Linked DNA regions of Homo sapiens: region 1 is linked to region 2. The links are chromatin loops, found by intact Hi-C in ENCODE. Cell type or tissue: chondrocyte. All regions are shown on one strand. Links, peaks and the distances in the headings refer to the core of each region. The heading gives the core; the rest is flanking DNA.

Evidence for each region. Hi-C counts contacts between places; a loop is a spot of excess contacts. Peaks named below come from ENCODE experiments on the same cell type or tissue, not always from the same donor. Only the 100,000 strongest peaks of a DNase experiment are listed, where the experiment ranks them.
Region 1: a loop joins it to region 2, with 6 times the contacts of the local background. A loop is called at or near these places in 2 of 110 quality-filtered maps.

The regions. Positions count from the first base shown.
Region 1 is chr10:29,776,614-29,792,319 of GRCh38, forward strand. LOC105376475 (a long non-coding RNA gene) reads right to left here and starts at 7,908. Exons shown (of 3, transcript XR_930788.4): 1 at 6,987-7,908; 2 at 6,675-6,819; 3 at 5,115-6,048. In chondrocyte, for the core only: no CTCF peak of the experiment used is centred there; no DNase peak of the experiment used is centred there.
Region 2 is chr10:29,942,179-29,957,884 of GRCh38, forward strand. LOC124902403 (a long non-coding RNA gene) reads left to right here and starts at 4,968. Exons shown (of 2, transcript XR_007062101.1): 1 at 4,968-5,533; 2 at 9,300-9,516. In chondrocyte, for the core only: a CTCF peak has its summit at 5,720; DNase peaks (open chromatin) are centred at 5,430 and 9,669.

The DNA of each region.
Region 1 (15,706 bases), core at 3,383-11,382, 170 kb before region 2:
TCAGTGTGCTCAATCAGCTAACTATTATTGTGTACGATATTTTACTCTTGTTTGGAATAAAAGTTTTCTTCCTTTCTTCCTTTCTTTTCTTTCTCTCTTTCTCTCTCCTTCTTTCTTTCTCTCTCTCCCTTCCTTCCTTCCTTCCTTCCTTCCTTTCTTTCTTTCTTTCTTTCTTTCTTTCTTTCTTTCTTTCTTTCTTTCTTTCTTTCTTGCTTTCTTTCTTTCTTTCTTTCTTTCTTCTCACTCTTGCTCTGTTACCAGGCTGGAGTGCAGTGGCACAATCATGGCTCACTATAGCTTTGAACTCCTGGACTCAAGTGATCCTCCTCCCTTGGCCTCCTGAGTAGCTGGAACTTCAGGCATGCACCACCATATTTGGCTAAGTTTTAAAAAAATTTATGTAGAGACGAGGTCTCAGCATGTTTCCCAGGCTGGTCTCAAACTCCTGGGCTCAAGTGATCCTCTTACCTCACCTCCCAAAGTGTTGGGGTTACAGGTGTGAGCCAAGAAAAATTGAAGAGATGTTTTAAAAAATGAGCTTCAAGTCACCATAAACCCTCTGCTCCAACTGCTCTGGAAAGTGCTGATGTCGTGACAGATGTGCTCCTTCTGGTGATATTGAAGGAAGCCGGAGAACTCAGGGCCTTTCTGGGGCCGTGTAATGATGATGTCCCGCCAGCCACTCTTGCTGTTGAGCTGATTCTCTCTTCTCCCTTTGACCTCTAGAAATAAGAAGAAAAGATCAAACATAGAGGCAGGAATGAGTTTCACTTCACAATCTCTATGCTTTATTTAGTTTTAAAGTTAAGATTTGCTTTATAGGCCAGGTGCAGTGGCTCATGCCTATAATCTCAGCACTTTGGGCTGCCGAGGTAGGCGCATCCCCTGAGGTCAGGAGTTCGAGATCACCCTGGCCAACATGGCAAAACCCCATCTCTAGCAAAAATACAAAAATTAGCCGGGTGTGGTGGCGGGCACCTATAATCCCAGCTACTCCGGAGGCTGAGGTGGGAGAATCGCTTGAACCCAGGAGGCGGAGGTTGCAATGAGCCAAGGTCACACCACGCACTCCAGCTTGGACAACAGAGCCAGACTCTGTCTCAAAAAAAAAGGATTTGCTTTACATAGGTAAGAGCAAGCCACTTTCCATTTGCTGCTTAGTCTTGGGGATTGGATAGTGTTCTCCCAAATTCACATTCACCTGGAACCTCAGGATGTGATCTTAGTAGGACATAAGGTGATTGCAGATGTACTTAGTTAAGGATTCTGAGATGCAATCATCCTGTATTTTAGAATCATCCCTAAATCCAATGACTGGGATCCTTATAAGACAAGGAGAAAACACAGAGGGACACAGAGAGAAGGAGCTGTGAAGATGGAAGCAGAGATTGGAGTTACACTGACACACATCAAGGGGCACCCAAGGCCATCAGAAGCTGGAAGCGGCAAGAAAATAACCTACTCTAGAGCCTTCAGAGGGAGCAGGGTCCACCGACACTTTGATTTTGTACTCTGGCCTCTAGAACCGTGAGAGAATAAATCTCTTTTGTTATAAGCCACCCAGTTTGTAGTACTCTGTGATGGCAGCCCTGGGAAACTGATAGAGACAGGAAAATACAACCTGTCTGCCCTTTATGGAAAGGGGAGAAGTAAGGAACACTCCTGCCCTCCTTCACTCTGTGTAGGTCTCCTCTGCTTTAACTTCCTGCATAGAACTCATCACAATCATAATCAAACACGAATTATTTTTCCTTTTGCTTGTTTTCTGTCTCTCCTCCTGCTAGAGTGTAAGCTCTTTGAGGGCAGGGACTTTCTGTCCTGCTCACTGCTGCATTCTGCTGCCTAGAATGATGCCTGGCATATATACAGTAGATGCTCCGTAAATATTTTCTGAATTTATGAATAAATGAAAGAATGAAATAGGCAGGAGTTCTGGGGATTGTCTCATATAACTTTTCTTAGAAGGGACAAAACTGAGAGGAAAGATGAGGGCGTTCCAAGGCGAGGAACCAATAAAGGTGTGCAAAGGCCGAGAGTCACAAAGAGGAAAGCTGTTGGGACAATGGCAGATGGCGGCATTTGCTGCCTGGGGTGGGAAGGAAGAATGTGAATCTGGAATGATGCATTCGGGCCTGAGTGTGAGAGGCCTTGCGTATTGGTAAAGAAGTCGGTTGCGGCTGGGCCCGGTGGCTCATGCCTGCAATCCCAGCACTTTAGGAGGTGGAGGCGGCAGATGACGAGGTCAAGAGATTGAGACCATCCAGGCCAACATGGTGAAACCCCACCTCTACAAAAAATACAAAAATTAGCTGGGCGTGGTGGCGTGTGTCTGTAGTCCTAGCTACTCCTACTCGGGAGGCTGAGGCAGGAGAATTGCTTGAACCTGGGAGGCAGAGGTTGCAGTGAGCCGAGATGGCGCCACTGCACTCCAGCCTGGTGATAGAGAAAGACTCCGTCTAAAAAAAAAAAAAAAAGAATTTGGTTGGATTCTGAGGCAGTGGAAAGCCAATGGGTTTATTTAAAGCAAAAGAATTTTACAAAATGTTAAAGGAATTGCTTTGGAAACAGTGGCAGTGCTTGACTCAAGAAGTGAGAGGTGCCTCTGAAGCAAGTGAGAGAAGGACCTGAGGGAAAGCTGCTTCCCTCTGAAACACTGGACAGCACTGGTGAAGAACTGGGTAGGGGTAGAGAGATTAGAAAGCCACAGGCACAGCTCAGCGTGGCTCTCTGGTCTCTTACATGGGGCTGAGCCCCTGGTGCTGGAAAATATAAGAAATGGAGCAAGTTGGAGGTGGAAAACCTTAAGTTTGGGGATCCCACAGAACATTCCAATGGAGATGCCCAGTATTGGTTGGACAGAAAGGTCTGCCGCTCGGGAGAGGGGTAAAAGCCAAGGACACGTCACTGGGAGACATCAATGAACATGAAGGCAGGAGGGTGGATGAGGCCACCCCCGTTGAACATAGAAAGAAAGAGGTCCACGGACAGACCTCTTGGGAAGAGGAGTGAAAGTGAAGCCATTAGCTGTGAGCACGTTGCATTCTGCTGCATGATAAAAAGCACGTTTAAAATGCTTACGATTCTTTAGAGAAGTGCCGTCTTTTGGTATTAAGTGTTAATACTTGTAATGACACTGTTCTATTTGTCTCTTAAAAAGCTTATGCAGGCCGGGTGCAGTGGCTCACGCCTGTCATCCCAGCCCTTTGGGAGGCCGAGGCGGGTGGATCACCTGAGGTCAGGAGTTCGAGACCAGCATGGCCAACATGGCGAAACCTCATCTGTACTAAAAATACAAAAAAATTAGCCAGATGTGGTGGCGGTCACCTGTAATCCCAGCTGTTTGTGAGGCTGAGGGAGGAGAATTGCTTGAACCTGGGAGGCGGAGGTTGCACTAAGCCAAGATTGCGCCACTGCACTCCAGCCTAGGAGACAAGAGCAAAACTCGTCTCAAAAAAAAAAAAAAAAAAAAGCTTATGCAAAATGCAAAATAAACTAATATGACTAATTGTGGACAATATAGACTCCACAATGAAAAATAGATCATTAGAATGAGGAGAAACATTAGCCTTAATCATCCAAACTCAACACAGGAATCATGAGGAGCAGGCACTGAATTTGACCTAGAAAACAAACAGGGTTTCCTGTTAATGGAAGACAGTAACAAAAAGAACTTCTCAATGTTTGAAAAATATCCTTTCTCCTGGATGACAGCCAGGGTATGGTCCCAGGGCTGTTTGGTTCTTTCCTGATCAGCATAGGAAAAAAAGTATTCTTTCCTCTTTCTGCAAATCTACCCGGGTCCCTTTGTGGTTCCACAATCATTTGTCACTTGTTAATAAGCTCTTATTAAGTGTTTCATCTGGAGGAAGCAAGTGAGTTAGTCCTCTTGCTCTCTGATGTAGGGATTCACGATTCTATCATAGAATTCTTCCAAGAGAAGGATTTCACAAACAGAGGAGGAGGAAGGGCGTGTGTCTTTCCATCCACTCCCTCACCTCTCTGTGCTGTGGCACAGACTTGCAATTCCTTTTTTCATGCCACCTACTCATCTTTTAATGCTGAGTTCAGGAGTTCAGGTCACTCTGTGACTGCGACACAGCCTTCACTCCATCCACCATTTAAATACCCAGAGGCAGGGTGGGGCATCTCCTCTGAGGTCCTAATTTCTTTCCTCCTTTCCTTTTTCCTTTTTCTTTTCCTTTCCTTTCTTTCCTTTCCCTCTTTCCTTCTCTCTCTCTTTTCTCTCTTTCTCTTTTCTTTCTCCCTTCCCTTCGCTTCCATTACCTTCCCTTCCCCCCCCTCCTCCCTCTCTCTCTTCCTCCCTCCCTCTCTCTCTCTTTCTCAATTTCTCTCTTTCTTTCTTTCTTTCTTACAGGGTCTCACTCTGTCACCCAGGCTGGAGTGCAGTGGAGCGATCTCTGCCTGCAACCTCCACTGAGTTCAAGCGATTCTCCTGCCTCAGCCTCCTGAGTAGCTGGAATTACAGCTACAAACCATCACATCTGGCTAATTTTTGTACTTGTAGTGGAGATGGAGTTTCACCATGTTGACCTCAAGCGATACGCCTGCCTCAGTTTCCCAAATTGCTGGGATTACAGGGGTGGGCCACTGCACTGGCTGAGATTGTATTCATTTTCTCTACATGTGTCTATCCCCGGAACTTAATTCATTTCACAACTCTTTGTTTATCTGCATTTCTCTACTATCAGACACAAATGAGTTCCTTGGGACAGCAATCAGTGTTTGTCATATTTGCAGAACCAGTACCTAACATCCACTGCTCCCAGAGCTCAAAAACAGTAATGCTGGGCTAGCCAGGCACAGTGGCTCACATCAGTCATCCCAGCACTTTAGGAGGCCTAGGAAGGAGGATGGCTTAAGCCCAGGAGTTTGAAACCAGCCTGGGCAACATGGCCAGACTCCGTACAAAAACTGAAAAATGAGCTGGGCATGGCGGCAGGCGCTTGTAGTATCAGCTACTTGGGAGGCTGAGGCTGGAGCGTCACTTGAGCCCAGGAGTTTGAGGCTGCAGTGAACTATTATTAACGGTGGAGGGTGTCCAGGTTCTTGGCGTCTTAAACAAAGAATTGGACAAAATGCACAAACAAAGCAAGGAAGGAATGAAGGGTTTTATTGAAAATGAAAGCATATTCCAGTGTGGGAGCAGGCTTGAGCATAGGGGCTCAGAGGCCCCTTTACAGAATTTTTGGGAGTTTAAATATCCCCTAGAGGACTCCATTGCTTACTTCAGGTATGTCCTATGTAAAACGGAGACGATGAAGTAAAATTACAAAGTCATTCACCTCGTACGCCCTATGGAGAGGTTATTTCCTGTTATAGCTGAAGTGTGAATCGGCCTTATGTTCCCTGCCTTCAGACCCTATTTTCCTGTGTCACTGTGATCGCAGCACTATGCTCCAGCCTGGGTGACAGAGTGAGACACTGTCTTTAAAAACAGAAATTAAGGCCGGGTGCGGTGGCTCACATCTGTAATCCCAGCACTTTGGGAGGCCGAGGCGGGCGGATCATGAGGTCAGGAGATTGAGACCATCCTGGCTAACGCGGTGAAACCCCATCTCTACTAAAAACACAAAAAATTAGCTGGGCGTAGTGGCGGGCGCCTGTAGTCCCAGCTACTCGGGAGGCTGAGGCAGGAGAATGGCGTGAACCCGGGAGGCGGAGCTTGCAGTGAGCAGAGATCGTGCCACAGCACTCCAGCCTGGGCGACAGAGCGAGACTCCGTCTCAAAAAAAAAAAAAAAAAAAAAAAGAAAAGAAAAGAAAAAGAAAACAGTAATGATAACCAACTGCAGCCCCAGGGACTCTGCCCTGCGCATGGTTAGCCCTGGCCCGGGGCCTGACTCAGCTTTTTGTATCCGGGTCCCTTTGCCATCCACCTGCACTGCCTCTCTTGAATCTGATGGTCTGAGGACAAAAGCAAGGAGAATCCAGGAGTGGAGGAAACTGGACATGTCTTCCAGACAGAGGAGGCAGGAGAACAGAGAGGAAGTGGCAGGCAGTCATGAACCTGTGGCAAAGAAGCATCGCCCTGAAAAAGAGGGAGAGGCAATTCAAACCTGTTTGGGGCGGTCAAGCAACTCTGCCTTCTGCCCCACAAGAGGCTCTGGATCTTCCCTGTATTTGGAGAGCTGGGGATGAGGGCAGAGAGAATGGGCTTCTCCATGTATTTGCCAGTCGGATGCATTACAGCGATTACAGACAAATTCAGTCAATGAGAGAGGCGCATCCTTGCAGTTATTTAGTTAGAGAACCAGTGTGTGATAATCTTTTCTACAGCAAGACACTGTTTTTCTGTAGGGTATTCATATTTATAAAGGGTATTTCTATCCATTATTTTATTGATCCTATTGGGATACAAAATGGTTAATTTAAAAAAAAATTTTATTGTGGAAAATTTCAAACAGACACAAAAATAGACCGCATACTAGACTAGACCCCCCAAACCTAGCATCCTCCTTTAATAGTTATCAATATTTTGCCAAGCCTGTTTCATTTATCCTGTCTCTTCCTCCTTTTTATTTTTTGCTAGGATATTCTAAAGCAAGCCCTAGATAACATATGGTTTCCACAATGCTATTATCATCTCCAGCAATGTCATAATTCATTTCATCATATCATTTAATAAATAGTCGATTGTAGAAAAGGTATCCTTACCCTATTTTCATTAACCCAGAAGAAAACAGAGGGTCAAAGACAAAAGCGATTTGCTCAAGGTCACATGGCTTCAGGAAACACACTGCCCTGGAGCTGGGCTCTTCTGACCACAAAGCCCAAGGTACTTTCCACTGTCACTCTGATGCTGGAGAAGCAGAAGAAATGGAGAGTAAAGTCAATGAGCCTTAGAGGCAAGATCCAGTTGGGGTGCTTCTCAGCAGGTAACTGAGCTGCAATCCTTTGTTCTTTGTGAGACTTGCTTAGATCTTTTTCCAGAACCAACCCAAACAGCATATTATAGACAGAACATACAAACCGGGCTGCCCATCCTCTCTGAAGCCATCTCATCCTGCATGCTAGGGCAACTTGAAACCTGTGGAGAGAAACAACAAGGGTGACAAGGCTACTCAGGAAGGAAATGAATCCATGACTTCAGGGACTCTCATCTGTTCAGTAATAGTGTGAAGTCCATTTCCTATGTCCCCTCACTTCCCAGAAGCCTGGTGAGGGCTGCCAGGGGGAAGGGAAACTGTCCAGAAGAGGTGAAGTAAGATCCATGTGCTAGCAAGCATCCCCTGGAGAGAAAGGAGATGAGGCAGCCAATCTGAAGACCTCCCAGGTAACATTTCAGTTGATGATCAGATCCCATCTCCTGGCCAGCATCCCCAGCCCTGCCTGGTGTGGTCCGTCCCTGTCTACATGCTGGCTCTTTTTTGAACAAGACAGATGTTGGGGGCCGGGCATGGAGGCTCATGGCTGCAATCCCAGCACTTTGGGAGGCCGAGGTGGGTGGATCACTCGAGGTCAGGAGTTCAAGACCAGCCTGGTCAACATGGTGAAACCCCGTCTCTATTAAAAATACAAAAATTAGCTGGGTGTGGTGGTGGGTGCCTGTAATCCCAGCTACTCAGGAGGCTGAAGCAGGAGAATCACTTGAACCCAGGAGGCAGAGGTTGCAGGGCGCAGCACTGCACTCCAGCCTGGACCCAGTCTCAAAAAAAAAAAAAAAAAAAAAAAAAGACAGATGTTGGGAGTCTTCTCCCAGACAGCTGATGTTCATTAAAATCGCAGAGAATGGGGATGGCCACCACATCCTGCAGCAAAAGAGATGCAGAAAGCATCCAGGAGAAGGACAAAAGGAAAGAAGGCACAGGATGGGGCAGAAAATAGGGCAAAGTAGCCAGAGACTGTGGGACTCCTCAGCAATGAGAGTGTTTATTTTCGTTATCCTGAGTCACCGGCTTCACAGTCTTGCCAGCTGTAAGGCTGCGTCATTCCTGATGTTGACATGTAGCCCGGAGGCAGGAAACTTCAGAATAGAGGAAAGGTGGCTTTTAAATAACAACAACCACCAACAGTGGTATGCTAACCCAGTCATGGGATCAAGACTCATTCATTGGCAGGTTCTCGAGGCAAAGGATGTTTATTTCAGAGTCCTAGAAGGCCAAACTTACATTGATACCTCAAGTGGTTTAGTGTGGGATTGAGTAGTGTAGTTTTCATTTTTCATTAGGAAAAAGTCTATTATATATTTGCCATTTTAAAAGGTTTAGTGTTAGTGCTATTACTTTATAATACACATATATACTTACATACATTCTTTGGTATGTATCAAATATATCAAAAAATTATGTGCTGCTGGGAAGCTAAAGTAGCCATACTTTTCCCTATTCTTCCAAGTCCAGTTAAAAATCCTGGATACTACATATAAAACAAACGTAAGAAAAACCTAAAAGGTGGTAGAAAGTAGACAGGTTAGGGATTTCGGGATCCAAGGAATAACACAGTGATGAGCTCTCTGGGTTTTCTGTCAATCTCATATGTCCCAGACTTGGAGCTAAAGAACCTGGCAACCTGAAAATGCCAAAGGGCACAGATAAAAATAAGAAAATTAAAATAAATAGGTGGGTGCAATGGCTTATGCCTGTAATCCCAGCACTTTAGGAGGCTGAGGTGGGAGGATCGCTTGAGGCCAGGAGTTCAAGACTAGCCTGGGTAACATAGCAAGACTCCTGTCTCTATTTAAAAGAATAAAAATAAATAAATATTAATAAATAAACCAACAAAAGTTTACTCTCACTAGCCAAAGGACCAAGAAAGAGGCAGAAGCCCTTTAGACAATAATTACTTTTTGCTCCAGTCAAACACTTCAGGAAAGACTATGTTCCTACTGCCAGCCATGTCCATGCTAGCAAAGATCAAATGGGAGGCCTGAATTTCCACCCCAACCCCCACCTGGAAGCAATGAGGTGCCCCTTCCACACACCACTGAGGAGACATCAAAGGAGGCCTAACGGAAAATCAGGACTGTCGCTTCAGCCCAGAGGTCACAAAGCCACCACCCTGTGGTATCAGTGGAGGTCACATGGAGAGGAATAATGAGGGGCTCTTACACCCTCCAGCCAGGGAGGAATCAGTGGAGGGCCAGTGAGGATCCCGGACTCTCCCACCCACCAGGTAATAATGAGGACTTCCCCCACCTTGGGTGTCAATGGGAGCTGAATGGGAAGTGTGGACTTCTTCTACCTGTCAATAATGAGGTGGCATCCTCCCCTTTCTCTGCCACAAGATGTCAGAGGAAGTCGTCTAACACAGAGGGTTAAGTAAGATTCAGAGACTCATCACATGGTACTCCTGAAAATCCAAGTTTCAACAGAAAGTCACTTGTCATATCAAGAACCAGGAAGATAGCAAGCTGAATGAAAAAAAATTGGCAATCAACAATCTATAGATGCAACATCAAGAAGAGAGAAATGTTAGGATGATCCAACAAAGACTGTAAAGCAGCCATCATAAAAGTGCTTCAATGGGCAGTTACAAACACACTCAAAGCAAGTGAACAAATAGAAAGTCTAGCAAAGAAATACAAAATCTCAGCAAAGAAATAGAAGATATAAAGAAAAACCAAATGAAAAATGTTGCATGAAAAAATACAATAACCAAAATTAAAAAAAAATTCAATGGATGAGTTCAATGGCAGAATGGAGGAGAAAAAGAATTGGTGAATTTGTAGACAGAGCAATAGAAACTATACAAGCTGAGCAAAAGAGAAAAAATTCACTGAAAAATATGAACAGAGTCATAGAGACCTGTGGGACTACAGCAAAAGATCTAGCATCTGTATCATATCATGAGGGAAGGGCTGAAAATATACTTGAAGAAATAATGACTGAAAATGTCCTGAATTTGGCAAGAGACATAAAGTGACAGATAGAAGATGCTGAATGACTCCAAACAGGAAACATTCAAAGAAATGAACAAGTCACATCATAATTAAACTTCTGAAAATTGAAGACAATGGAAAACTCTTGAAAGCAATGAGAAAGAAATAACAGCTTACCTATAGGGGAAGACAATTGAATGATAGATTTCTCATAAGAAACCATCAAAGCCAGAAGAAAATGGCACATTTTTCAAATGTCGAAAGAGAATACTGGTCAACACAGGATCCTACATCCAGCAAAAATATTCGGGAATAAAAGGGAAATCAAGACAAATCAGATGAAGGAAATTCAAGAGAATTTGTTACAAGCAGAGGTACTTGAAAAGAATGGCTGAAGGAAATGCTCTAAACAGAAAGGCAATAATACAAGAAAGAATTTTAGAGCGGGGGAAGGAACAAAGAACATGGTAAGCAAAAATATGAGTTATTATATAGGTTTTCCTTCTCCTCTTGAGTTTTCTAAATTATTTTTGATGGTTGAAGCAAAAATTATAGTCGGCTGATTTGTTAGGTAGAGGAAATATTTAAGACAATTATACTTGCCAGGTGCAGTGGCTCATGCCTATAATCCCATTGCATTGGGAAGCCAAGGCAGGAAAATCACTTGAGGCCAAGAGTTAAAGACCAGCCTGGGCAACATAGGAAGGCTCCTGTCTCTAGAAAAAAAAAAAAAAAAAAAAAAAAGCTAAGGGTGGTGATGCACACATTTATAGTCCTAGCTCCTTAGGAGACTGAGGCGAGAGATTACTTGAGCCCAGGAGTTCGAGGCTACAGTGAGTTATGATTGTGCCACTGCATTCCAGCCTGAGTGACAGAGCAAAACTCTGTCTCTAGAGAAAAACAAAACAAAATAAAACCAGACAACTGCAAAAAGAGAAGGTAAAAGGGGCGTCAAGGGAAGTTAGGATTCTACAGTTCATTCAATCAGGTAAAATGATGACACTAGTAGACTGGCAATTTATTTTATATAGATATAAATATATATAGAACATAATACCTAGAGCAACCACTTAAAACTATCAAAAGAGATATACCCAAAACACCATACATAAATCAAAATCAAAATGGAATTCTAAAAAGTGTTGAAGGAACCCGTAAGAAGAAAGAAAAAAGAAAATAGATAAAGGAAAAACAGAGAACAAACAAAAACCAAAAAATAAACTGGTAGTCTTAATTTTAATATACCAATAATTATATTAAATGCCCATGGTCTAAATACAGCAATTAAAATACAGAAATTGGCAGAGTGAATCAAAAAGCATGAACTAACTATATGTTGTTGATAAGAAACTTACTTCAATCATAAAGATATAGGCAGGTTTTAAAAGATATAAAAAGATATATCATGCAAATATTATTCAAGAGAAAGCAGGAGTGACTATATCAACTTCAGATAAAAAAGACTTCACAGCGAAGAAAATTATAATAAAAGGGTCAATCCACAAAGAAGACAGAGCAATCCTTCATGTATACACACAAAACAACAGTGCTGCAAAACATTTGATATAATGGATAGAAGTGAAATGAAGGTAGATAAATCCATAAGAATAGTTGGAGTCTTCAATACTCCTTCCTCAACAAGAAGCTCTTAACATAAGAGCTTAGATTAGTGACTTGAGACATTTCCTCTTTTAAAGGTAAAATTTAGATCTAAACATTTCCCTCTCAGGAGTGCTTTAATTGTGTCCCACAAATTTTGAAACGTTATACTCACTTTGGATATTGCTCTGTTTTTCCACAGGCAAATGGTGAAAGAAACTGTGGTACATCCATACTATGGAATATTATTCAGCAACAAAAAGTACTGAACTCTTGACACTTGCAAAAACCTGGATGAATTTCCAGGGAATTATGTTGAGTGAAAAAGCCAATCTTGAAAGGTTTCATGCTTTATAATTCCATTTATATAATGTTCCTGAAAAGGACAAAATTATAGAGATGAAGAACAAATTAGTTGTTACCAGAGGCTAATGAGGGGGTGGCAGTGGAAGAGAAGTGGGCATGGCTATCAAAGTACAACATGAAATTTTCATGTGGTGGTAAAAATGCTCTCTATCTCGATGGTATCAATGTCAATATGCCAGCTATGACATTGTACTGTATCATAAGATATTCTACTATAGTTTTGCAAGATGTTTTTATCAGGGGAATCTGGCTAGAGAGTATAGGGAATCTCTCTATCATTTTTTACAATCACATGTGAATCTAAAATTATCTCCAAATAACAAGTTTGATTTTTAAAAATATGCCATGCTCCTATAGTCCCAGGTACTGGGAGGCTGAGGCAGGAGGATCACTGGAGTCCAGGAGTTCCAAACTGTAGTGTGATATGATCATGCCTGTGAATATCCACTGCACTCCAGCCTGGGCAACAAAGCAAGATCCTGTCTCTAAACATATATAATTATATATTAATATATAAACATATATATATATGTTTATGTTACATTTTCCAAAACAGATATATGTATCCATCTAATATACCCTATCTATTTACATTTATATTGGATGGATATATATGTATCCATATATGTTACTTTTTCCAAAACAGATATATTTATCCATCCAATATAAACGTATGTGTATATATATATATTTATATTTATGTTGGGTGGATATATATATCCATATATGTTATATTTTCCAAACATATATATATATCCATCATATATATATATATCCATCATATATATATCCATCATATATATATATCCATCATATATATATATCCATCATATATATATATATCCATCATATATATATCCATCATATATATATATCCATCATATATATATTTATATTGGATGGGTATAAGCATATTGGAAGATGTATCTGTTTTGGAAAATATAATATATATGAACATATATCCAGCTAATATAAATGTAAATAGATAGATTTACACAGATAGATAGATAGATAGATAGATAGATAGATAGATAGATAGATAGATAAAGGGGAAAATAAACCTCATGGGGTGCTGATATCTGAGATCCAGAGATCCGTCCCTTTCTTCAGGCAGTCTTTTTAAGTGCCCAAGATAAACTATATGGATGCCAGCTTTATCACGGATGAATTATTCTGGTAGAATCAAAGGTATCCTGTAATAATCTAGTTGTTCTCAATCCTAGCTGCAATATTAGAATCACCAGAATTGGGGGAAAGGTTAAAGAATACTGACACCAAGGGCTTTATTCTCTCTTCCTCAATCAGAATATTAATTTATTTAGTCTGCTGTAAAGCCAAGTGTTAGTATCTTTAAAGTAATTTTAAAAATCAAATTTCAAAAATACACAGAGGTAAAGAGAAACATGTGATGAGCCCCCACGTAGCCACCCATCATTCAGCCTCAATCACTGTCAACATTTCTCCAATCCATTATGTTGCTTACTGCCCTCAGCTTTTTTGGTGGTGGTTGTTAGAGTTTTAGGATTTTAAAGCAAGTCTCAAACATGATTATAATTTTGACTCTAATACTTCAGTATGCGTCTCTAACAGATAAGGACTACGCCTGTGTGTGCATGTGTGTATATGCACGCATATAATGCTGTTATCACACCTAAAGAAATGAACAATAATTTCCTTTTTTTTTTTTTTGAGACAGAGTCTCGCTCTGTTGCCCAGGCTGGAGAATAATTTCTTAATAATATCTGATAACCCAACTGCAAGTTCAGATGTCCCTGACTGGCTCAAAAATGCCTTTTTACAATTGGATTGTTTGACTGATTGAGTTAGAACCATGATTCAAACAAGATCCACACATTTTATTTGGATGAGAGCCCTCTAAAGCTCTTTTAATCTGTGCCAGTCCCTTCTTGTATTTTTCCCATTCATTTGTGGAAGAAATCAGGTCATTTGTTTATAGAATATTCCATCTTCTAAACTTGCCTTACTGCTTCCACGAGGCTGTTTAACTTGTTCTTCAGCAGTGACATTTTAAAAGCTCCTCAAGTGACTCTAATATACACTCGTGGTTGAAATCTATTATCCTAATCCTAATCCAAGCCCACAGGTTAAAGCTCAGGAAGCAGAGATTTGGAGAGACAGAGAGACTTCCTCTCCATCACATAGCTAGTTTTTGATTGGATCCAGGTCTCCTAATTTACAATCCAGTGGTTTCTCCCACTGTGCTTTGCCTTTGAAAGATGACTGCAGCCCATTCATTCATTCATTCATTGGTTCACTCACTCATTCATTCATTTGACACATATTTATTATGTGCCAGACCTTGGGACGAACACTTGGGAAACAGTAGGGAGGAAGATAGATGTATCTCTGCTTGTTTAAATCATAATTTTCCAAAACAGATTTCTAGTCTCTTTCTCTACAAAAGTACCCTAGACATTTAGGCATGTTGAACCAAGTTATTGCTCAGAATTTAATGTTCTGGTTTCAAAATGTATTTTGCTAAATAAGATGGATTATTATTTAATACATTTTCTGTAAAAATCATTCTTAGTCATAGTGATGATAAGCTCCATGATGATTAAAGATGCTTCCATTCTATATGACATACTAAGTAACAGGGTGACGAATTATGCTCCCAGGGAATCCAGCAATTGTGGATATGGGAGCAATTTCAGAGAGCCAAGGGAATCTTCCCTCAATAGGAGGTGAGTGAGGGTCTCCTGGGACTCTCACAGGCATGGCCTTCCTTTAGGGCCGAGAGTCAGGAAACCTGTTTAGATATTGCAAACCAGGGCCTGGCTCAGAAACCACAAAATAAGTGATACCTCCACCACTAGTAAAACTTCGCAGTGACTTTCTAGAGCCCACAGGACAGAGTCTAACCCCTTGGTATGACAGGCCTTCCATGACCTGGTCTCTACCCTCCTTCCCTGGTCAACCTCCCAGGTACATTTCTCACTCCAGCTGTACTGAACTGAACTCTTCTGAGGTTCCAAGCCCATCTATTTCACTCATCCTCCAGGCTCTTCTCAGAATGGCTGGCAAACTCTTACTTCTTCAATAGTCAGCTCAATCATGTTCTTCTTTATAAAACTATCCTTGATTTACTCAAGCAAAGTTGAGTCCTCTTCCTCTTGCCACGATGGTGCCAGAATTTCACCTTGCTTGCTGTGCGTGTTACACTGCAGTGCAGTGACTGCTTAAAGGTCTCTTCCTTTAAGACCACGCAGCAGCTACCATGTTTCTAGCTGTGGTTGTCAAAGTGTGTTCCCCAGACCACAGCTTTAGTATCATGTGGGAACTTACTGAAAGTTCTTTACCCATACCTCCTAAACTAGGGATTCTCGAGGTAGGGTCTAGCCTTCCAGGTGATTCTAATGCACATTCAGGTTTAAGAACCACTGGCTTAGTACAATGCCTGGACTGAACAGGCGCTCCACTTACAATGTGTCTATTGACCTGAACTAAACAAACTCTTACTTCCTCCAGAGGAGTTAGGCAAGTCTGATGATATTATCTTGAGCTACCAATAGAGTCCAAGCCAAGGTACTTCAGGGTTCTTCTCAAAATCCTATAAAGAGGTGCTTATCTGTACCAGCAGGCACTTCCCATGTTGTCTCTCCCCTAATATCTGACTTTGATCTCCTTTAATAATAACTGCACTCAAGGTTACAAAACTTCAGATTCCCCCTTTGGCTGTAAGAAGCTAGACAGACCGTCCCTTCCATGTGAGATAATCATCCACAGCGCTTCAATGGCCCTGTGATTTGTGTTTCCCTGGACTCTAGTTTGGTTGGCCTCACTGCTTAGTCAACAAGAAATAAAAGGCCGGGCATGGTGGCTCACGCCTGTAATCCCAGCATTTTGCAAGGCCAAGGCAGGCAGATCACCTGAGGTCAGGAGT
Region 2 (15,706 bases), core at 3,181-11,180:
AGTTAAGATGCTGCTTCTTTCCATTCAGACGTCTCTCTGTCTCACTTCCCTTCTGGTCAGGTGGCACTGGAGTGGCCATGGCATTTAGGGGATCTGGCTCAGGGTCATTGAGTTGGGCGTACATTTAGGGTAGACTTTGGGGGATATGTGTAGGTGGTTTGCAGACATGTAGGTAAATAGTTAACCTACTGCTGGCAGAAATTCACAGGCAGAAGTAGGGTTGAGATTTGTCTGACTCTGATGGTGCTGATCTAAAAATGATCCTCTATTGCCTTTTATTGCTTAGTGACCCCTCATCAGGTCTTTGACTCCCCAAATTAAGGACAGGATGGTCCATCCTCAGCCACTTGCCAACATTTGACATCCTTTTGCATCTCCCTAATGGACTCTGGTCTTTTTGCCCACTGCTGTCTATTTGTCCATTGCTCTCTGTCCATTGCTGTCCATTGCTCTGAGACCATTGCTCAGACTTTTTGCCTTTGCTGGAGAGTGTTTTTCTTCATGCTCTTCCTTCAACTAAAATGACCATGCCCAATCATATCTGCACTAATTCCTTGCTGATTTCACCTGAAATACAGACATTAATGGAGATAACATACAATTTATAAATATATCTCTAAAAAAGTATATCAAAGACAAACTCATTAAGAAGTGACATTAATTTTTCAGTTTTTAAGGTTAGTTGCGGTGAAAAAATCTTGAATGCCCCAAATCCTATAGCTTTTGTATGAAAGAAACATACAGATTTCCCAAAATTTGGCAATAATTCTGACAACTTACTTGCCACTGCCAACAAAGAATCATGAGGCTGAAAGAAACTTTTATAAACAATCAATAATAAGATTCAAAAATAAAAATAAAGATCAACCATATCAGAGACAATACTAAATTATTTTTCCTTTTTTTTCTATAGAAAGATATTATAAAAGTGTATTATAGATAGGCCAAGAGAATGTTGCAAAAAAATTTGGAAAAAAGTATTACGGAGTCGTGTCAGGCACCCAATTAATAAAAAGCGTTGCTTTTTTTTCCCGGAATTGTATATGTCTATGTATTTGTCAGCATTTAAAAACTTATAATTTGGCTTTTAAAAATCATTCTAATAAATCTTGCTTTCATACTTAACTTTTATTTAATGGATTATATTTCTTGAAGAATTTCCCCAATTGCGTAAGTTTTAGATCCCAAATCTGGATCCTGATGGGTCCTAGACAGCTAGTATCTGAGGAGAGAGAACCCTCCGGTCACTGATGTTTCTGGGAAGACATGGAAGAGTCAGCCAAAGTTGGAGGGGGGTAACTGAATCAGAGTTCAAGGTCAGCAGAAGAAAGACAGGGATGAAAGTTGGAATGAAGAGAAAGGCCTCAGGGTTTCCCTTTAATCAAGAGATTAAGTAGGGAATTGTTAATAATAAAATCATTACTGGGCCTAGTGGCTCACACTTGTAATCCCAGCATTTTAGGAGGCTGAGGCAGGAGGATCTTTTGGGGTCAGGAGTTTGAGACCAGCCTGACCAACATGGTGAAACCCCGTCTCTACTAAAAATACAAAAAAAATTAGTCACCCGTGGTGGCACATGCTTGTAGTCCCAACTATTTGGGAGGGTAAGGCAGAAGAATCACTTGAACCAGGGAGGTGGAGGTTGCAGTGAGCCGAGATTGTGCCATCGCACTCCAGCTTAGGCAACAGAGTGAGGCTCTGCCTCAAAAGAAAATAATAATAATAATAATAGGCCAGGTGCAGTTGCTCACGCCGGTAATCCTAGCACTTTGGGAGGCCAAGGCAGGTGGATCACCTGAGGTCAAGAGTTTGAGACCAGCCTGGCCAACATGGTGAAATCTCCTCTCTACTGAAAATACAAAAAGTAGCCCGGCATGGTGGCGGGTGCCTGTAATCCCAGCTACCTGGGAGGCTGACGCAGGAGAGCTGCTTGACTCTGGGAGGCGGAGGTTGCAGTGAGCCGAGATAGCACCACTGCACTCCAGCCTGGGTGACAGAGCAAGACTCCATCTCAAAGTAATAGTAATAATAATGATAATAAATAAAATAAAATTATCATCATCATCATCAAAAATAAAATAATGACTAAATATATATTCATTAACTGTTTTACTTTAACTCAATGCAAAGGCACCTTCATCTGGCAGGTGTAGGGCAAGGCTAAAGTCTTCTCTCGAAGTCTGAGTCCTCTAACAGAGCTGCTTCTTTGGCTTTTTGGTGTAAACCACAATGAAGAATCCTCAACCCATAATGCGGATTTCTCAAACGTGGAGGAATGACTTTCAAATATGGAAAATGGGAAGTAATGGAGTGCAGTATCCTTCCGGAGCATTAACTTCTTCCCTTCATATTTTTCAGTTCTCTCACCAATCTGTAATTCAACAGCTCAACAGCAGGCTGTTCTTTGATTGACTTGCTGTTAAGTTTTCCAAGGCATTCAACCTTGTTATCATAGAAACTGCTCTTTTCTGTACTCATATTTCATCAGTTTATAGGTTATTCACAGAATTACATAATTGTTAACATAAGTGTAACTGATGGACACAGATCCGGAGGTAAACACACCTGACTCAGGTACCTGAACAACTCACTGGGCAGATGTGGGCACATGCCCTGGAGGGCTGCTCTCCAGCCTGCGTGGTCCATGGAGTATGAGCTTTACGTGTGTTTTCCTGGGAAAAAGGAGATTATGGTTTATCTAGTAATTCATGGGTGGAACTAGGTGAAGAGAGCACCTGCCATAATGGTAAACTGAGCAAAAGGAAAGTAGTAAAAAGAGGTGCAGAAGGAAAGATTGCTGAACCTCAGCCCACATGCAGACAATGAACGTGGTTGGAGATTCCCATTCTGCCAAACTGCCCAAGCTGTGCACTAGGTTAGTTATGAACTATTGCCATAAAATGAATTTTCTGATAAGAATATTTTCTGTAGGAATATTGAGGAGCCCACCGCCCTCCTTGGGTTCAGGTTAAGTTGGCTGCACAGCATTCATGATCCACACCAGCAACTAGCATGTTTCTCTGTGCCCCTTCCACCTCTTGTCTTGCTAGGTCTGACCTCCTAGTTTTGTATCCTGAGTAGGCAGGCAATCCTCAGAAAGGAGCCCATAGAATTTTCTGTAGTGACTCTAGGGTATTATGCTTCCCTGGCACCTCTCCTGGTCAAAACTAGGTATGGAGGTGGCCCCAAATCTTCCTGGGTTTTGGTTTGAACATCAGCGTGTTCAGAACCCTGACTGGGCCACTTCCTCTATCCCATATGCATGAGAGAATCACCAACAATATTTGACCTTGAACATGGAACCCTTGTGCGCCACAATGCAGCCCCTACCTACCTCGCCAGCCTCTTCCCTACCCACCTCTCCAGCCTCGAGCCACAATGGGACACCCCTCACCCCCATTCTCCAGAAACACATATGGGTTTTAGTCTTAGTCCTACACAAACAACAAAAAAAGTCATTCCTGGATTCATGCTTCCAGGACATGCTGCCTTCTGTGAGAGGGCTGTTTTTCCAGACATCCACTCTACCTTGCCTCTCATGTCCAATACTCATGAAATCCTGTTAGTTCTATTTCCTAAATATTATGTGATTTTTCTGCTTTCTCTCCACCTACCCCTTAGAACCAGCCCTCCTCCTCTCTCACCTGGACCATTGCTGAAGGCTCTCAGCTGGTTTAGTTGTCTCCCAACTCTTCTCAAGCCAACCCTTTCTTTAAGCTGAATGCAAATTCAATCATGCTACCTTCCTGTATAATGTCCTTTACGATAAATTCCCAATGCCCACAAGATAAAGCCTAAATTCCTCACCCAGGCACACAAGGCCCTATAAGATCTGGCAATTATTGTGATCAAGTATGTTTCTTTCTTTCTTTCTTTCTTTCTTTTTTGAGACCGAGTTTCACTCTGTCGCCCAGGCTGGAGTGCAGTGGTGCGATCTCAGCTTACTGCAACCTCCACCTCCTGGGTTCAAGTGATTCTCCTGTCTCAGCCTCCCGAGTAACTGGGACTACGAGTCCTGGTGCCCGCCACCATGCCCGGCTAATTTTGCATTTTTAATGGAGATGGGGTTTCACCATGTTGGCCAGGCTGGTCTCAAACCCCTGACCTCAGTTGATCCGCCTCAGCCTCCCAAAGTGTTAGGATTACAGGTGCGAGCCACTGTGCCTGGCCTATTTTTTTCTCTTAATAAATTGTGAGTTTCTCAAGGGTGGAGACTGTTCCTCTATCTTCCATATCCAGGGCACATTGTAAAAAATATTCAGATTAGGCCACTTATTTAGAAATTCATGGAAATGTTGATTGGGACACAATCAACCCTTTGAAGATATCTTCCAAAGGAAATCTTTGTTGAATTTGGCAAGTGGTTTAATTCAAGAAAGATATGTTGAAATTTTAGTTTTTAAAAAGCTTACATATAAAAAACAAGTTTTAAAAAACACAAGATATATAAGAAACAAAATTTAAAAACAAGTTTGCCCCAATTGATCTTGGTCTCAGATACCCAGAAACAATGTAGTCCTGTAAGGTCTTCCACATGCTCTAAAGATGTCCAGAAAATTCTGTCAGTGGGATCTTTGCAAGAAAAGGTATACGAGTCAAGGTGGAGCCCGATCCTTCTGCCTCATCGTCACTGTAATGAGAGGGAGAGCAGTGGAACCCATTCAGGGTCTACCAGGAGGCAGCACTCTCTTCCCTGGAAGCCTCTGAGACTGTCAACCTTCCAAGAAGGTGACTCTGGAGGGACAGGGTAGGATTATGTCATATTCCTGGAATAGTGTAGCAAAAGTCCCCCTGTTTATGCACTCTGCTGAGATTCAGGTCTGTGCTGGCACAGGACAGAATGTTCCAGCACAGGATAACTATGTTACAGTGCCAGTTATGAAAGCAGGGGAGTGTCTTGTGTTGGGGGCAGAGCAGTCTTTGACTGCCACGCTAGGTAAAAGGCCACCACGAAAGCCTTCTTATTTAGTCTGAGCTTTCACAATTCCAGGCTCTTGCCAGTCTCAGGATTTTTCTCGTGAATGAACCAGGAAGGTCCAAGGTAGGGTGAGCAAGGCAAGCTAGCCAGGGATAGGAGCAGGGCTAGTTTGTAGTGCAGGCTGCCCTGCTGAGGGGAGCAGCCTCATATGAGTCCAGGAGGCAGTCAGCATGATTCACCGAGCCTGTTGGAGGCTAGTGACTTGAGCTGGTGTTTCATAAGGCTCTGCATGGGCAGTTTTCCCTCCCGGATTCCTCTCCATGCAGCTGCAGACTGAGGAAAATCAAAGCCACAGCTTCTGCTGGGATTTGCATGGGAAAGTTTCCCCCTTCCCTGGGAATGTCCTTTCAGTTCTCTACACCCCGTGGCTTCGACTATGTTCCACAAACACTGAGCCAACAGCTTGCCAGAACCCCAGGGTCAGCGCCTGTGGAACCTGTCACCCACCTGCAGCTGCAAGTCTTGGGATATGCGTGAGACCTCAGACAGCAGTCTGCCTGCTGGGTGGAGGTGGGGGGTCCAGGCCAGGATGGGCTGACTGGCAAACATTCCCAGGTAGGGTGACCAACTCATCCTGGTTGTCCCAAGACTTTACTGCCTTTAGCACTAAAAGAATCATATCAAAGGAAATTCCTCAGTCCTAGACAGAAGAGGACACCCTGTCCCCTGACTCTCTAATCCCCGGCAGTGGTGTGCCTGCTGACCTGCCCAAATAGTTGTACTTATCCTGAGCTGCTGATTCACCTTGTGGACAGGGTGGCTCAATGCAACTGATGGCACTTTCCTCTTTGGCTGGCTCCTAGAAAATTCATTTTAAAATTTATTTTATTTTATTTTTGAGACTGGGGCCTTGCCAGGCTGGAGTGTAGTGGTGCGATCATAGCTCACTGCAGCCTCAAACTCCTGGGTTCAAGCCATCTTCCTATCTTAGCCTATGGCATAGCTGAGACTACAGATGTGTGCCACCACGCCTGGCTAATTAAAAAAAAAATTATTTTGGTAGAGATGGGCCTTGCTATGTTGCCCATCAGGTTTTGAACTCCTGAGCTCAAGTGATCCTCCTGCCTCAGCCTCCATAGTCGCTGGGACTACAGGTATGCACCACCACATCTGGCTAATTTTTAAAAAAATTTTTGTAGAGACAGAGTCTCTCTATGTCGCCCAGGCTGATCTTGAACTCCTGGCCTCAGGCATTCCTCCTTGGCCTTCCAAAGTGCTGGGATTATACACATGAGCCGGCTGCTGGAAATTTCAGAGCCTAATTTGTACCTCTCCCTAACGAATTATATAGGAATGAGTAGGTGCAATTTGTGTGTTAATCTTTCTCTTAGCCAATCCATCTCTCCTTAGCATCTATTTGTCTTCTTTTAATACTTACTATAAAACACACCTTCTCTTACATCATTGGCCGTAGCTTTGTAACCATTTCAAATTATATTTCAAAGACCTACAAATTGTTAGGCCCCTCTCAAACCTCCTGCAGGGAAATCTTTCCTATCTGCCCAAGACCCTTCTTTGAGTGTGTCTGGCCTTGGCCAGGAGGCACCATTGTAACAAAATAGACCTGATCATGCACTTGGGGAAAAATCACTAATCCTTAGTGTCTGCTGTTATGAACAGAGGTATTTTTAAAAACGTTAGAAACATGTATAGGCCTTTGCTGAAATTACGATCAAATTCTGTACCTGCTTAACAATTTGTTCCATCACAGTGTAATGGCGAGCGTGCGCCTGGCTGCTCCCCCAAATGATCGCGGTTGGGTTTTCTGTACAGTTTTCTCTCCAGTCGAAAGATAATTGCTTTCCACACATAGGAAAATCTAAGCATAGAACCAGGTGTTCAGGTAGCTTGGGCTGAGCCAAATGAAACCAGCCACAGGCAGGCTCTGTGAAAACAAGATTTAGCTTGCATGACAGCTACTGTTTCACTGGCTTTGATGAGGTGTGAGCGATGTGTATTTCACAGGCCACAATACGGCTTCGAGAGGGAGCCTGAACTTCAGTGTCTACTTCCAGTTCTTTGCCCTTGGCTGTTTTGATTTTCAGTCTGAGAGGTACTCCTGGGCTAATTCACTTTTTTCTCTGGCACTCGTAGAAAGAATCCAGGCACTATTCGGCACAGTAATTTGAACATTTTTCATTTAGGAGGATCTGGCCATGGGACCAAATCCTGGGACCAGTGAGTCTTGGAAAAATCACTTAGAAAATGTATCCAAGGCCTGTTTGCTAAAATCATTCCCTCTTTTCATTTATCTTTGCAGACATTTCGCTTCCTGTCTCATAACAAATTCAAATAACAAATTCAACTTTAGGTCTGAAAAAATGTGAGCTGTGACCACAATATATTGTTATCTGAATTGTCCAGATGGTCCAGGAAAAAAAAAATTGAAGCTTATTTGATTGATTTCTCTAACTTCCCAGACAGATTATGATTCATTGGGAAAATGTTCCCTGTGGTTTTCTAGAGTATTTTCAAGCAATAGCCGTGCCGAAGGAGCTTCAGGGTATGAAGACTAGTTTCTAAATGATACATAATAAACCCTGTTGCTTGGCAAAGTTTTCATTTTGAAATCTGAAACCTTTACCATCTCCAAGTTTCAGGATAGCAAAAGAATCTCAACTGATTTCACCAAAATCAATTCCTGACCTTTGACCTTTATTACAAACTGTAGCATGAAGTCTTTGCCCCACTCAAAAGTATACAATTTTTTTTCATGAATCATTGTGGTTCGTTCAGAAAAACTTGGCCAAGGCATGAGGTTTATGTCCAGTTTAGAACACTTGTGCCAGATATGATACATTCAACATGATGTGTGGTTTCCTCTTTTTTTTTGAGACGGAGTCTTGCTCTGTCACCCAGGCTGCAGTGCAGTGGGGCACTCTCGGCTCACTGCAACCTCCACCTCCCAGGTTCAAGTGATTCTCCTGCCTGAGCCTCCCAAGTAGTTAGGACTACAGGCACCCGCCATCACACCGGGCTAATTTTTGTATTTTTAATAGAGATGGGGTTTCACCATGTTGGCCAGGCTGGTCTTGAACTCCTGACCTCAAGCAATCTGCCTGCCTCGGCCTCCCCAAAGTGCTGGGATTACATGCATGAGCCACCATGCCCGGCTGGTTTTGATTTCTTGAGAAATCCCTGTAACGGCACCTTGAAACCCCACCAAGCCATTGTGAGGAGCATTTAAGCCAAACCAAGATCCCTGTTTAGGGTTTGATGTTGGATTCTCCTGGCAATGTGGGTCTTGTCTACAATACAGTTGGTGCACACTCCCATAACCCACAGCAGCACCCGGCTGGATGAAAAATGACTCTATCCAAATGATGGGATGTGTTCTTTCCCAACAGAGGCCCACACGGCTCTGCGAGCCTTCTTCAGGGAAGCTCTGTAGTGCCTGAGCTGTCATCCTAGCCCCATGAGAGAAAGGACAGGGAAGGGGGTTCCACAGCCTATGCAGAACTTCAGGGGAGGGGTGGTGGCCAGGAATGTTCACCTCTTCCCACAGGCCTTTATAGATGTCAGGACATGTCTGGACAGAATCAATAATTAGATTTATCTGGGTAGGAGGCGGTACTTTTGCACGCATACACACACACACACTTTTTTGGGAGGCTGAGTAGGGGAGAGAGGAATGAAACACAGTATTATTCTTGCAGATACAGAGCTATAATGATGGCGTTGGAATAGCTGGCAGTGGGAGAATAATCTGTGAAACTGAAAGGAGCTGTTCCTCACTTTTTGTTTCCCCCTTTTTTTCTTTTATTGATATGTAATATTTGACATGTTTCTGGGGTACATGTGTGTTACCTACTTCTAAGGTTAGACAGAGTCTTGATAGCTCAGGATTTTTTTAAAGCTAGGTGTATGGTTGATTTTAATGGTAATATTTCATTTGCAACTCAAAGGATAAATGCTTGAGGGGATGGGTACCCAATTCTCCATGATGTGCTTATTTCACATTGCATGCCTGTATCCAAACATCTCAGGTGTCCCATAAATATATACACCTACTGTGTACTCACAAACATTAAAAATAAAAAAAATCACTACTTCTTAATACTATATCTAAAATCTTAGCACCTCCCCAAATGCTTTCTAATTCATCGCCAGGCTATGCAATTGTTATAGTTTCCATCCCTGAGGGTTAAGTAGGATCATGACTCCCATCACAGGGATAAGTAACCTAAGGTTCCGTGGATTTTGTTTGTTTTCTAGAGCAGGGAGCTCTATTCTTTTAGGCTTTATCCACTTGCAATTTCTTCAGCATTTGTCCTGCTTGTCATAGGGTTTAATTTCCTCTTCTTTTCCTCCTTTCTCTTAGACATGTGGGCTTAAAGCCATCCCTCACTGATCCCTGCTAGCAGATGAATATATCGGAAGGTGATGAGTACGAAGGAGCTTGGCTGCCAGCCAGGCGGTGTCGGAAAAGGATGGGAATTATGTTGTTGTGAACCTAAAGCTGCTCCAGGAAAGTCTATCGAAAAGTTAAAAACATTTAAATAAACAAATAAAAGGATGAGAATGTTGAAATGCTAAAAGATCAGTGGTGTGTGGGATTCTTCGAGCCCTGCAGTTTCAACACATTTGAGGTGGAAGGGCCAAGATCGGCCTGCCATAGCCCTTTGTTTAGAGGATGTTCAGCCAGTGGTGACTCCACAGGCCTGCAGCCTAAAAGCCCAGGGGCAGATGCAAAGGCAGTCTAGACCAAAGCGTTGTCCCATGCCCGCACAGGTGCGGACAAGTCCAGGAACTCGCCAGCTGTTGCAGCTCTCTCAGAACAAATACAGCCATAACCATTGGAGGGCCAGCAGGCAGCCTCAGCCTGCAGAGAGGTGGGCTCCGTCACTCCGGCCTCCTTGTCTCTCCTCCAGTTTGATAGAAGCCCCACCCCCGGTCTAATATTACAATCCATATAGCTTGTGTCACCAGCTTGCCTATTTCCAGTAAAAACCAGGTAGCAAATCTAGGCTCAGTAGTGTGTGCCTGCAGTCCCAGCTACTCAGCAGGCTGAGGCAGGAGGATCACTTGAGGCCAGGAGTTTAAGGCTGTAGTATTCACGATGATGCCTGTGAATAGCCACTGCACTTCAGCCAGGGTGACACAGCGAGACCTGTCAAAAAAAAAAAAAAAAAAAAAGCAAAAACAAACCAAAAACAGGTAACAAATAGAAAATTTGTCACAATCCCTTTCAGGACAGTCAACATTATAACATTATGATTAATATTTCTAAAGGGGACAGACAAATGCTGGTTGTCTCTGTCTGTGAAGAAGTGTATGTTATATTCAGTGGTATGTGTATTCAGTCACATATATTCAAGGTGGCTGAACTTCACAGAACCCAACTATATTAGTCGGTCCTTGCGTTGCTCTAAAGAAATAACAGATTGGGTGATTTGTAAAGAAAAGAGGTTTGATAGGCTCATGATTCTGCAGGCTGGACACGAAGAATGGTGTTGGCATCCACTCAGCTTCTAGGGAAGCCTCAGGAAACTTACAATCAGGTGGAAGGTGGAGAGGGAGCAGGCAAGTCAATGGCAAGGCAGGAGCAGGAGGGAGAGAGGAGGGGAGGCAGCACACGCTTTTAAACAATCAGATCTTGTGAGAATTCACTCATTATTGCGAGGACAGCACCAAGGGGATGGTACTAAACCATTAATAAGAAATGTGCTCCCAGGCCAGGCGCGGTGGCTCACGCCTGTAATCCCAGCACTTTGGGAGGCCGAGGCAGGTGGATCCCTTGAGGTCAGGAGTTCAAGATCAGGCTGGCCAACTTGGTGAAACTCCATCTCTACTAAAAATACAAAAAATTAGCTGGGTGTTGTGGTGCACGCCTGTAATCCCAGTTACTCAGGAGGCTGAGGCAAAACAATCGCTTGAACCCAGGAGGCAGAGGTTTCAGTGAGCCGAGATCGTGGCACTGCACTCCAGCCTGGGCAACAGAGCAATACTCCGTCTCAAAAAAAAAGAAAAAAGAAATCTGCTCCCATTATCCAACCACCTCCCACCAGGCCTCACCTCCAACATTGGGGATTACATTTCAACATGAGACTTGGGTGGGGACAAATCTACAAAGGATATCACCTATTAATATCCCCACTCCCACCCCGGGTGGCCGGGATCCCAAACAGCAAAAGAAGAGTTTTAAAAGTTGGGGAGCATAAGCAGAACTGAGGGATTCATCTTGTTTTGGAATAGTGTACACAATGTGTAGATCAAAGACATGCAAAAATACATGCTCATTTGATAGAAAATCTTGGGAATTTTCGCTTTTTTTTTTTGAGACGGAGTCTCACTCTGTTGCCCAGGCTGGAGTGCAGTGGTGCAGTCTCGGCTCACTGCAACCTCCACCTCCTGGATTCAAGTGATTCTCCTGCCTCTGCCCGTCTCAGCCTCCCAAAGTGCTGGGATTACAGGTGTGAGCCACTGAGCCCCACCGGAATTTTTCTTTATAAGATACCGTGGCAATGATGAAAGTTTGTCTTCAGTACCACAGATTTGGTGACCTTCAGTTTTGTAAAGCAACTGTCTTCAAACACCCTGGCCTACACCTTAAAAGTATTTTGAAAAATTACATTCCCCCTTGCACATTTCTAAGTTGACATTTAAATCCTTTTCTTCAAATATTTAAATAACTAAAAAAGATAGAATTTCCAGCAAAATGTAAACACTGGCATTTAAAAAAATGACTTCATTACTCTTTAAAATATATCTGATGGAATATAAACACAAGGGTGATTTGATACTCTCACTACCATCTATTTAAAAACCATTAATATTCTCTTCTTTAGCTGTTGGCAATTTAATATCTTTATATTGTATTTCCACTCCTCTTTCACACTGAATTTTATTCCAAGAAAATATAATTTTATAAATTAAAATTTGTATTAATTGCCCATCCTACTTCCTTGTCACAGAAGTATGTATAAATATGGACATTTAAGAAATTATTTTGGCCAGGTGTGGTGGCTTATGCCTGTAATCAAAGCACTTTGTGAGGCCAAGGTGGGCAGATTGCCTGAGCCTGAGCTCAGGAGTTCGAGTCTAGCCTGTGCAACACCGTGAAACCCTGTCTCTACTAAAACACAAAAATGCTTAGCCAGGCATGGAGGCACGTGCCTGTAGTCCTAGCTACTTGGGAGGGTGAGGCAGGAGAATTGCTTGAACGCGGAAGATGGACATCGCAGTGAGCTGAGATTGTGCCACTGCACTGGGCAACAGAGTGAGACTCTGTCTCAAAAAAAAAAAAAAAAGAAAAGAAAAAAATTATTTCTTCTGAATTCAGTTATGATTTTAATATTAATCTACATTTTGATTAAAAATACATTAAAGGCTATGCACAATGGCTCATATCTGTAATCCCAGCACTTTTGGAGGCTGAGGTGGGAGGATCACTTGAGCCCAGGAGTTCGAGACAAGCCTGGGCAACATAGTGAGACCCCATCTCTATAAAAATTGTTTTAAAAATTAGTTGGGCATGGTGGTATATGCCTGTGCCTGTAGTCCCAGCTACTCGGGAGGCTGAGGTGGGAAGTTTGCTTGAGCCCAGGAAGTCAAGACCACAGTAAACCATGATTGTGCCATTGCACTCCAGCCTAGGCAACAGAGCAAGACTGGGTCTCAAAAGAAGCAAAACTATACATTAAATAAATTTTAATTAAAATAATTACTAAAACATCATTGGAAATGTACCCTGATAAGATGGCTAGGAGTGTCTCAGTGCCTTCATGAAAGGACATCTTGCTGATGCCAGTATTTCTAATGATCCCTTTCTTTGGTAACCCAGGGTGGCAGATAGACTCTAAGATTGTCCCAAATTATTCCCGCCTCCTAGAGTCCATGGGCTTGTAGAGTCCCCTGCCAAAGTGTGGTTGGAACTGTAACTTGCTTCTAGTTAACAGAAACAGCAAGGGTGGGTACAAAAATACAGTTAGATAGAAGAAATAAGAGCTGGTGTTTGATAGATCAGTAGAGTGACCATAGTTAATAATAATCTATTATATATTTCACAATAGCTAAAAAAGAATAATTCAAATGTTCCTAGCACAAAGAAAGGATAAATGTTTAAGATGATGGATACCCCAATTACTTGGATTTGACCATTACACATTATAGGAATGTATCAAAATATCACACTTACCCCAAAATATGTGCATCTATTACGTATCAATAAAAATAAATAAATACATACATACATAAATAAAGGGGGGAATCAGAATACATCAAGGGTGTGTGATGAATGTTATGTCTGTGATTATGCAACAGGAGATGGGACTTTCCATCTTTCTAGCAGGCTTTCTCGACTCTCTCCCTTATTGACTTTGTTGATGTAAGCCTCCATGTGGTAAAGCCCTTGTGGCGGGAACTCAGGGCAGCCTCCGGCAACAGCCAGCAGGGAGCTGGGACTCAACAACCTGCCAGGAAGTGAATCCTGCCCAAACCACATGAGCTTGGAAGTAGATTGTTCCCCAGTGGAGCCTCAGATGAGACCCCAGCCTGGCAGACACATTGAATGCAGCCTCTTATGAGGTCCTGAAGCAGAGGACTCAGCTAAGTTAGGCCTGGACCTCTGACCAACAGAAACCATGAGAGAGTAAATATGGGTTGTGTTAAGCCACTAAATCACCCACTTAACACACTGGGGTCAATGCACTAGAGGTTAGCACTATAGCAGTAGTTGGGATGGGGGAAGGGTCTGACCTTCCCCTATAAAGTGGGAGAAGACTGTGAAGGGGAGGTATTTTCATAATGTTTCCATCACGAATGTTTTGTTCCAAATATCTCAGAAAGCAGTACATTCCAAGATTAAGAATCTGGAAATTGCCAGGTGCGGTAGCTCACGCCTGTAATCCTAGAACTTTGGGAGGCCGAGGCGGGTGGATCACGAGGTCAGGAGTTCAAGAACAGCCTGGCCAACATAGTGAAACCCTGTCTCTACTAAAAATATAAAAAATTAGCCTGGCGTGGTGGTGGGAGCCTGTAGTCCCAGCTACTCAGGAGGCTGAGGCAGGAGAATGTCTTGAATCTGGGAGGCAGAGGTTGCAGCGTGCCGAGATCGCACCACTGCACACCAGCCAGGGCAATAGTGCGAGACTCCGTCTAAAAAAAAAAAGAATCTGGAAATTGATGCTCTTAAATCTGTAGTGCCCAAGTGCCCCTTGGGAAGTTTCTTAAACCCCAGAGGTTGGTGTGGCCCAGTTTGAAGACGGTTGTAAAGCTTGAGCCATTATGATTCCTCCTCCCATACTGGGGGAGGAGTGGCCGTACTCAATGACCAAAGGGGTGTGCACAATGTGCCCCTGACCCTGTGCTCCAGTCCTGCCTCTGCTTGCAGGGGTTCAGCCCTCTTCCACGTCATCTGGTCAAATTCCATTCCAACGGGACAGGGCCTTATCAAACATCTACTGTGGTTTATACACTAACCCAGGCATTGGAAAAAAGGACAATGGTGATTGTGAAAGGGAGTGGCCCATAGGAGACATTTTGTTCTGGGAAGTCTTCTCAGATAACCACACTACGACCATCCTTTGCCCCGTCTTCTCTAAACTCCTGAAATGCAGGCTGTGTGCCACACACCTTGGAACATGGCCACGCATGGACTCACATGGCTTACTCTAGTTGTCTAAATGGCAGTGCTGTCTTCCTCAACAGTTTCCAACTATGCTCCTCTGGGCAGGGATTTTTTTTTTCAAGAGACAGGATCTGGCTCTGTTGTCCTGGCTGGGGTGCAGTGGCATGATCATAGCTCACTGCAGCCTAGACCTCCTAGGCTTAAGCAATCCTCTCGCCTCAACTTCCCAAGTAGCTGGGACTACAGGTGTGTGCCACCATGCCCAGCTAAGTTTTAAAAAATTTTGTAGAGAATCGGGTCTTACTATGTACCCAGGCTGGTCTCAAACTCTTGGCCTCAACTGATCCTCCCCCTTCGGCCTCCCAAAGCACTGGAATTACAGGCATCATATCTTAAACAAGCAAACAAAAGATTTTCAATTTGAAAACAGTTACAAAATAATAGTTTAAGTAACTTTTAGTAATATAGTCGTTTATATTTATTATAGAACATTATTAAAATGAGGATAAACCAAAAATAGAGACAAAGAAAGAAGAAAAGAAATCATCTAGAATTCTTCTATCCAAATACAATCATTGCTAGCATTTTGGTGTCCCTCTTTAGAGGCTGAAATAGTCCCATCTTACGCTTTTGGTCTCCCTCACAGCATCTCACACAGGCCTGAGGCTTGGAAGACACTCAGTGGCTGACTGCTTTAATGAAGGCTCTGCTGCCAGCCTGCTCACCACGGTTCCTGTTTTTCACCCTATGCAGAAAGTGCAGTATATTGTAGCAGCGAAACCTCTTTTCTCCAGTCTGCCTTTATTAGGGCTCCATTCACTCCTCCTCTTGGGCTTCCTGCCTTCCCTGTCTCACAGCTTCGGGGAAAGGGCCCACTGAAAACTCCCCCTAGCACAGAACAGGGCAAGGCCTGCCATCCCTTCCAGCAGATATTAAGACTGGAAATGCGCAGGCGCTTAGGTTTGATCTACACGCGAATACCTGGGCTTGTTGAATAATAGGAAAATATTTTGTTCAAATTGGAAACTTCTCTTTTGAATGCCTGGGAACCTCTGGGATGACACTGCAGGAGTTGTATCCTAGGGACCGATTGCTCTTCATCTTTGCCACACCTGGGCCCCTTTGTTCCCACCTCTGATGCTAAGACCTGCCCTCTCTTG